3 separate regions of the Homo sapiens genome follow, and all the other regions are linked to region 1. The links are chromatin contacts, found by Hi-C or POLR2A ChIA-PET in ENCODE. All regions are on one chromosome and are shown on one strand. Each heading gives the region's core, a stretch centred on a gene start or an enhancer-like site at or near the end of the contact. The rest is flanking DNA. Distances are from core to core; before and after follow the strand shown.

Region 1 (2,700 bases), core at 119-2,618:
TTAACACCCAGCACACGCTATCCCTGGCCAGCTCTCTCCTTCTTCCCTAAGAATTAAACATTCTTTGGCCTGAGTTTTCCTCCTTTATGTCACCATAAAGTTGAGTTATTCATTATTAGGGTCTATACATGAGTAGCCAAAATATACGGGTCTCTATATTTAGGTCAAGGGGCCTTCAGCAGGAGAACATGAATAATTAGGAGTGAGGCCATGAGACAGAGGAAGAAAAGCTCATAGGAATGGGAAGACAGCCTCTCAGATGAGAGGTGTGCGGAGTGATTGCTGTGAGGAATTGCTCAATAGGAAAGTTAGCCAACCTGAGGACGTTTCTAGGGGAGGAAAAGGGAAACTCATATGGTTCTCTGCTAATTCTTAAAAATAAGGTAGATTCTTACTCATCTAGGGTGCTTGCTCGTTATGAACACAGGAAGATTAAGGAATGAGTATGGACTGTTTCTACTCTATGTTTTCGGACAAGAAGAATAATAAAAAAGCACTGGGTAGCTGGAACAACTGCAGAGGCCCCAACAATGATGGAGACTTTCTGGTGCACCGTGGCACAGGGGTCTCTTCCAAAGGGACTCAATCAACCCCAACAGGCATCATCTTCTGTGACTCAAGATGTCCTTTTTAGGAGTGCTTGTACTTTTTAATGCTCAGAGAAGTTCGTATTACTGATTCGGGAACACTGAGTTTTTCAGCTCCTGTAAAACTATTTTCAGGTTTATTTTCAAGTACATTCTTTACCTCGGGGGGTCAAATCTTTTGGTTTCCAGTGAATATCGTGGTTATACCTGTGGTTACCCACTGACTTCTCATCTGCCTAGCTTATCTGATAACAGGCAAATGGGGAAAGAGGCTTTAATACCCCTCAAAAGGGGAAGATTGATAATTAGTTATTCACCGCATAGAATCAGGCCAGGTCAACTCTCTCCAAGAAGAAAAGCAATCTGGATATTGCACTTTGGGGTCCCTTTTCATTTTGGCATTACAGGCCTCATGAGGATGTAGTCTTTCTGTATTTCTTTCTTTCTTTTTAAATTGTTATTTATTTATTTATTTTAACCAGGTCAAAGCATTACATACTGCAGAAGAGAAAGCAACTTCAGCTTCTCTTAAACGGTGTCATTTTCATGACAGCTCGTAAATTTTGGCCTCCTATGGGTCCAGGATCTGCGCGCATCCGCCCGGGGACTTGTTGGTGGATCCATCCCTCATGGCGGAGCAGCAAGGGGATCCTTTAGAAAAAGCAATGGGCGAAGTAACTGAAAGAGCGACGCAGAAAGCAACAGCCAGAAACGGCGGGGACGCGAGCGGCCCAGACAGGAAGGGAGGCGGTGGCGCAGCTCTGGTGCGCAGCGCGCCGCAGCGACGGAACTTCTGCAAAAGCTGCCTGCCCGCGCGTTATCAGCGGCGCGCAGGCCTGTGGTTTTCTCGCTCTCGCAACCCTGCTTTAACTGCCGGTTTATTTTTCGACAAACAGGATGCCTCCATCTGAGGCTGTCAGCATCCCAGGCTCTTTGAAAGAAAAGAAGTAGAGCGGCCCCACCCTAGAGGCAAGGACGGGGTCTGTGTCAAGAGGCTTCCCAGAGAAGTGAAAACTCTGCAGGTGCAGCCGCTGGGAGAGCATCAAGAAGGGCAGGGTGGAGGGGCAGGGGGCGAAGGGAGGGGGTGAAGCCCGCACCCTACCCCCACATGAAACTGATTCCACTACCCCATCTCTGCAAGCGTCCAGAGGCAGAGAGGCCAACATTTCGGGGACAGCTTGGAGGCGGGAGATTTAGGCAGGGCTCCTTAAACTTTTATGTGCATGAAAATCAGGCCAATCACGGGGCTCTTGAGCAAATGGGGACGATGATTCAGCAGGTCTGGGCTGAGGCCTCAGATTCTGCACTTCTAACAAGTTCCCAGGTGGTAGTGATGCTGCCAGTCCAAAGACCACACTGTGAATAGCAAGGCGTCGTCGGGACAGTCTGCTTTAGAGTAAAACCTAATAGATGTGCAAATATTTAAACCAAGCTGTATTTATTCCTGAGGCCCTGGTTTAACTGGAGCCACCTTGCTAATGGAAAATGGAAAATGAAATTCCTTTAGGTTCCAAAGGGAAGGAAAGTTTGAAATGGTTAAGGTATTTAAAAAATCCTAGTTGGGAGTGGCCTTGGGGATTCGGGAGAGTTGAAGTTAGGTTCTGAGCCAAGAGATGGGGGAGGAAGGGTGGGATGTGGCAAATAAATATAAACACACACACACAAACCCCAGCCCAACCACAGGTTCTTTCCTATCAATGAAACATTTGCATCTTGCAGGTAGAACTCACACGTGTCCACATTTTTCAGAAGTTGAATGGTTTTGTGTAATGGTACAGAATTTGGAGCCCATATTTGAATATTCTAGATCCAATGTTATCTCAGACTGGCTTTAGGATCTTGTGGCCTACATTTAAAAATGCATGTTTCTGAGTCATGTTTAATTAGTAGTAGTATCTGAGAACTGAGAGACTAGACTAAGAAATCCATGGTATATGAATAAAATCTCCAGACAGCAGCTAGAACATAGAGGTCCCTCCAGAGGCAGTGCCAGTTGTCAGCTGTAAAAATAGGTTCTGCTCAGTTTTGCTTAGGCCTGAAGTTTCCTGAAGATTTCATTTAGACTTCATCAAAACCAGTCAAAGACTTCCTGTTACAGAAAGGTTCTTAAAGT
Region 2 (2,700 bases), core at 198-2,697, 160 kb before region 1:
TCTGTGCCTCGGGGCACACGTGTTATGAGCCAAATTCCCTCATTGAAATGACCTATAGGCCTGGTATTTTAAGTACATGGGTGTGGAGCACAAAAGACTCTCAAGTGTTTCTCCCAGCGAGCTGCAGCCGGAATAGTGAGAAATCACAGGAGAGCAAGGGAGGGCAGGTTGGCTAAATAGCAACGGCCCCAAAATGGGCTTTTCAGGACCCAGTGCAGGGGTGGAAGGATGGGGCTGCTGCCGAGAGGGCCGGTGTTTCTGTTGGCAGCCTGGAGGATCCAAGGCTCCCTGAAGCACTCACTGGCCTTGGTCTGGTGAGGCCAGCAGAGGCTTTGGTCAGTGCACAGATGGCCCCAGCACTGATCCTGTGTGTGCTGCTGGAAGTCGGCAGCTCTTGGTTCCAGAGGGGGCCACCACGGGGTCACAGGGTGGCCTGCATGGAAGGAAGCCAAGGAAAGGGGTAAACAAGGGGTAAACACCAAGTCCTTCCTCCTGCTCACTGAACCCTGACCACCACAGCAGCATCAGTTCCAGCCAGGGCTTGGGTTCCAGGAGGACCATTAGAAGACCATTAGAAGCACCAAACGACACTCATACTGAATAAGAAGGTGAGAACAAAAAACAACAGGGCAGATGAGGTTTGTCTTGATGTAGGCTTGGAAGCAGTGAGAGAGAAGAATTCCATATAAAATCCCATGAAGGTGGAAACACAGTGGTGATTCATTCAGTGTGGACTCTCAAGGCAACCTACTTAGGTTCAAAACCTCGCTCTGCCACTTGCTAGCTGTGTGACCTCAGGCAAGTTACTTGACCTCTCTGGGGCCTCAGCTTTGTCATCTGTAAAAGGGGGTTAATAACAGTCATTCCATCTCGTAGCATTGTTCTGCAGGTTAAATGGAATGCTGAATATACAAGCAGAGCACAGGGAAAGGTCTCAGTAAATGTCAGTGGAATGATCATTAAAGACATGATAAAGGTGATTCCACAAAGACCAGAGCTGTGACAGATCCCGTAAGAAGGAGCTGGGGATGAAGTAGGCACTGACGTCTGACATGAGGAGGGGTTTTGTGCGTGTGTGTGTGTGTGTGTGTGTGTGTGTGTGTGTGTGTGTGTGTGTTCAGCAGGTGATGGGGCTGCTACCAGGCCTAAACGCAACTTGAACTTCAAGTTCAAGTTCACTCCTGCCCCGCCAGCTGGCGACCTTTGTAAGGCACAACTGTGAGTGGCTGATATGCTATGTAAACAAGCCAGGCCAGTGCTCCTCACTGCAACATGTGTTGTCTCCCTCGACGCCAGTGTGTCCATCCAAATGCCAGGGCAAAATACTAACTGCTTTATTTAGTTGGGAAGAAGGTCAAGGGGTGAGTCTTCCTGGACACTCGCTGCCATGACACACTCCCCAGGGCCAGTCAGCGGGGAGGCCCCAGGTCTAGGCTTGATTAGTCTTGACGTTGGCGGCCCTGGGGCTGGTGAACTCTGACAGCCAATTGTGGTCAAATAAAGCCACGGCTGGAACCTGCAGTTCCGCATGGCCCAGCGCACTCTCCACTTCCTCACCACATCTGGGAAGTGGCTAAACCTCAGGATTGCTTCAAATGTGCACACTGCTCCCCAAAGAGCTGAGGGTGGCAAGGAGATTACAAAGCAAAAAGACATGCAGCTCGGGGTCATTTCTTGCCTAGGTGTGAAGAACATATTTAAAAGTGCATCCAGGCCACATCAGAGCAGAATCCTCCTATAACACCCCGTGTCTGACGGGCGAGCCCCGACTCCTGTTGTGACTCGGCCTCCTCAGGTCTAGTTTGCAGGTATCCCCGGTCTACCTGAGTTGGCTCTGCAGCAGACTCTGTTCCTGTCACTCTCCTTAGTGTAGGTCTGTAAGCATGAGTCATCTTCTTCTTTTGGGGACAGTTTCAGGGGATGTGAAACTTGCCCTTTGTCACGCAAAGGAAGGCTGCAGACACAAAGGAGCCGTCTGCCCTGGGGGCTCAGAGTCCTTAGGAAACACAATCGCAACATTTTTCACTCTTGTGTTTGTCTGCAGGAAAGCCAGTTGTGCCCAGAGTCTTGAAACGCCCAAAGAGTGAGAAAGGAAAAATAAAAGAAAAACATCGCAGCTTTTAAAAACCAAGAGAGTCAGTGAAGGCTCAGGTTCTGCTCTTTGCAAATTCAGGAAATCCCACAAGATCCTGAAAGGTTGCAGGGAGATTTCTCCTTTTACAATAGATGGCTTTGGGTCTAATTTTAATTGCGGATAACTAAGTATAAAAATTAACGTACCCTCGGATTCCAGGAGTAGTCTGCATTTGGAGTATTTTTTATGAAGTATTTTTAATTTTGATTTCTCACTTTTCCACTGGAACAACCTAACAGCCAAAATTCATGCTTATGCTCCTCTTCCATTTCCTTACCCAAACATTTGCCACTATTTTTGACAGTGGAGTTGTATAATTAATTTATTTGGGGATTTCTGGACGGGATACAAATCCTTCAACTTGCACATAATTTCCTGATTCTCCATGCTGAATTGAATTAAGATGTCGGCGTACTGTATATACTTGTGTGCAAAGTGCCTGTATTTGCAGATTGCTTGATCCAATCGCACTCACATCACACATGCAAAATGCAGACTTGAGGCCTAAGCTACTGGCACCAGGACTACCCTCAAAAGTCAGACTGAAAATCAGGTCCTTAGAATAT
Region 3 (2,700 bases), core at 169-2,668, 220 kb before region 1:
TCACCAAGATAAGCCATATTCTGGGCCACAAAACACACTTTAAGATCCTTAAAAGTATAGAAAGCATACAAAGTATTTTCTCAGACCACATGGATTTAAATTAAAAAGCCAATAATAGATAACTGGAAAATCTCCAAATATTTGGAGATTAAACAACATACTTCTACATTAGACATGAGTCAAATAAAAAGTCTCAAGAGAAATTAAAAAATGTTTTGAACTAAATGAAAATACAACTTATTACAATTTTTGGATGCAGATAGAACAGTACTTAGAGGGAAATTTATAGCATTGAATACATATATTAGAAAAGAAAGATCCAGAATCAGTCACTGAAGCTTCCACCTCAGGAGACTGGAGAAAATAGCAATACAGACCTCAAGCAAGCAGAAGAGAAGAAATAATAAAAATTAGACTAGGAACCAGTGAAATTAAGTACAGGAAAATAATAGACAAAATCAATAGAACAAAATATCTTGTTCTTTGAAAAGTTCAAAACATCCCTCTTTGTCCTCGTGCTCCCCACAGGCGCTGGGAGAAGATGGATAGAGACCCCTCCCGGCCCTCCTCTGACTGTCCACTCTAGGGTCTTTTAAACACCCACCCTCAGAAGCTGGGTTTCCAACAGCACCCCTTGAGCGGTGGCACCCTTCATCCTGGGCTTGGAGAAGGTTATAGTTAGAAAGCCCCTTCCTTGATTGTGTGGCTGACATCTTTAAAACGCCAGGTCTTTCAGTCATCTCTCAGAGCTATTTAAAAATAAAAGTCACATAGACCACAGGGTTCTACCATCTATTTTTGAAAAAGGCAAATCAGCTTGGTGAACATATAAACCCTAGGGGCAGCCCTGGTTATTTCCCTGGAGGAATTTTTTCCCTCCTTCATCCTGGAGGAAGGTAGGGACGTTCCCAGGGTTCCCTCCAGATTCACCTCAGTCATGGGGAGCTGGTGTAATGCCCTCTTGGAGACCTCAGAACACACAACAGGATGTGACTCAGGACTCAGAGATGTGAGTCAGTTTCCAGGGTGATGTGTTAGGGCGAGCCCCAGTGGTGGTTTGCATCTCACTGTCTGGGACCCCTGGGAAGAAAGGCCTAGGCTCCCCTTGCAGACAAAGGGGGTGACCCCAGATGCTTCCCAGCATCACATCTGTCAGAGGTGTGTGATGTCAGGGGCCTTTCAGAGTCCCTGGGGGTGGGTGACTCTGCTCTGAAAGGGACATTTCCCTGAAAGTTCCACTGTCTTTGAGAAGCAGTGTTTCCTCTGGCCTCTGCAGCAGGGAGCAAAGCTCCGGCACAGCACAAGTAAGAAGAGCAGTCACCTATTCCTACTACAGGTACCCCCAGGTAGCAGACACCGGCTCAGCACACTGTTGCTATATCATTGAAATCCCATGATAACATGAGTCAGTCAGCACCAGCTCTGGATCCTGGAAAAAAGGGAGGTTGTGAAACAGCTCCAGGATTTGCCAACCGTTCGTCTCTGGCCGGCTGCAGACATCTTGGTTAGTCATGTGTAGCTCAGATGCATTCGTTGTTCCAGCAATTACTTTGAAGAGAAGCAGACAGACCAAGCCGGGGCAGAACCCTGCCTGGGTATGCTGTTTTAAAGGCCTCAGGTTTTGAGGGATCCCATCCTCACTGCCGACCTGCCAGCCTGGGAGGTGGCAGGCTGCCTGCGGGAAGGAAGAAGGGAGCCCTGTGTCCGCCTCTCCACCACTCCCTGCTTCCGGGACCCGTATTCATCACCTCGCCGGGGAAGCTTTGTGGCTTTGTGGTCAGGGCCCTGTGAATCAAGAATGCTGGTTCCTCACATCAGGCCGCCCCCAACCCTGCTGGTTCACCCTGGAGTCCTTTTCTTTTCAAACCTCTGTTTCCTCACCTCTAAAAATGGGGGTAACCAGGCTCACTTGCCTCACAGGTGTGAGAGTTAATTAATGTTTGTGGGGCAGCTTTGAGATCCACAGATGAAAGGTGCTCTATAAACGCAAAATGCAATTCCTCATTAGCACTGTCAGACGGTTCCCAGGGGAAACAGTTCACCCTGCACCACGAGGCTGCTACCCTCAGCCAGATGAGTCTGAGACACGTCTGGGAAAGGGCTACGTATTTAGGCAGAGTGCTTTTGGAGGGAGGGTTCAAGGATAGGTCACTAGCTTCCAGAAAAGATGGGTGTTTTTAGAACATGTCTCATTCTCAGTTGGCATCGTGTCCCTGAGGCAGAGGGAGAGTGGCCTTCAGTGCACACAGCTGGAGGGACCATAGTTCAGAGGGAACAGAAGGCACCTTCTGGTTTCTGCTGCCTCCTCCCTTGCAGACAGATTCTTTCTCTGTACTTTGTTAAATAAACATTTGTTGCAGACATCTTTTCCATAAGGATCTTCTGCACTGTGCACTTTCTGCACCTCTGCCCCCCGTATACAACTTTCCAGGCCTGAAGGAGCTCTACAGACAGGTTGGGTACATTCCTGCAACACCAGCACATCATGGATGTTTAGATTCTTCTATGGCCACCCTATTTATTTCCTTCCACTCCTCCATGTCCTTCTTCTCCAGGAGGGTAAAGACAACTTTCTGCTCCCTTCTACTCCTCTGGCACCTTTGCCCCGCTTAGTTCCTTGAAAAACATGAGCCAGAAATATTGTGTTGAGGGCTGGGATATCTCAAGCAGCCTCCATCCTGAGACTGGACCCTTGGTGGA

Evidence for each region. A loop is a pair of places that touch in the nucleus more often than their neighbours do. ChIA-PET counts read pairs that join two places held with the same protein, here RNA polymerase II (POLR2A). Pooled maps may share reads with other maps.
Region 2: a loop to region 1 is called in a pooled map, with 3 times the contacts of the local background. The contact joins two enhancer-like sites. A Hi-C loop is called at or near these places in 6 of 50 pooled maps. POLR2A ChIA-PET finds 5 or more read pairs at or near these places in 2 of 52 experiments (PC-9 and activated CD4-positive, alpha-beta memory T cell).
Region 3: a pooled map shows a loop between it and region 1 (4-fold over the local background). The contact joins two enhancer-like sites. A Hi-C loop is called at or near these places in 6 of 50 pooled maps. POLR2A ChIA-PET finds 5 or more read pairs at or near these places in 2 of 52 experiments (H1 and activated CD4-positive, alpha-beta memory T cell).

What each region holds. Positions count from the first base shown.
Region 1 is chr21:35,025,488-35,028,187 of GRCh38, forward strand. All of the region lies in intron 2 of RUNX1 (RUNX family transcription factor 1), which reads right to left. Among named protein-coding and RNA genes, the nearest start is that of RUNX1-IT1, 13 kb to the right of the region's middle. RefSeq lists enhancers at 1,185-1,687, 1,341-1,485 and a cis regulatory region at 1,404-1,421. Within about 2 kb of position 1,369, at least 18 of the 41 ENCODE cell types and tissues checked have a DNase peak (open chromatin) inside an H3K27ac peak, as active enhancers do.
Region 2 is chr21:34,864,209-34,866,908 of GRCh38, forward strand. The region is part of intron 5 of RUNX1 (RUNX family transcription factor 1); the gene reads right to left. All of the region lies in intron 1 of RUNX1-AS1 (RUNX1 antisense RNA 1), which reads left to right. Among named protein-coding and RNA genes, the nearest start is that of RUNX1-AS1, 29 kb to the left of the region's middle. RefSeq lists enhancers at 1,092-2,291, 1,562-1,731, 1,772-2,051. Within about 2 kb of position 1,448, at least 17 of the 41 ENCODE cell types and tissues checked have a DNase peak (open chromatin) inside an H3K27ac peak, as active enhancers do.
Region 3 is chr21:34,806,698-34,809,397 of GRCh38, forward strand. The region is part of intron 7 of RUNX1 (RUNX family transcription factor 1); the gene reads right to left. Among named protein-coding and RNA genes, the nearest start is that of RUNX1-AS1, 28 kb to the right of the region's middle. RefSeq lists enhancers at 573-1,772, 1,286-1,355, 1,634-2,144, 1,659-2,158, 1,972-2,040 and a cis regulatory region at 1,992. Within about 2 kb of position 1,419, at least 23 of the 41 ENCODE cell types and tissues checked have a DNase peak (open chromatin) inside an H3K27ac peak, as active enhancers do.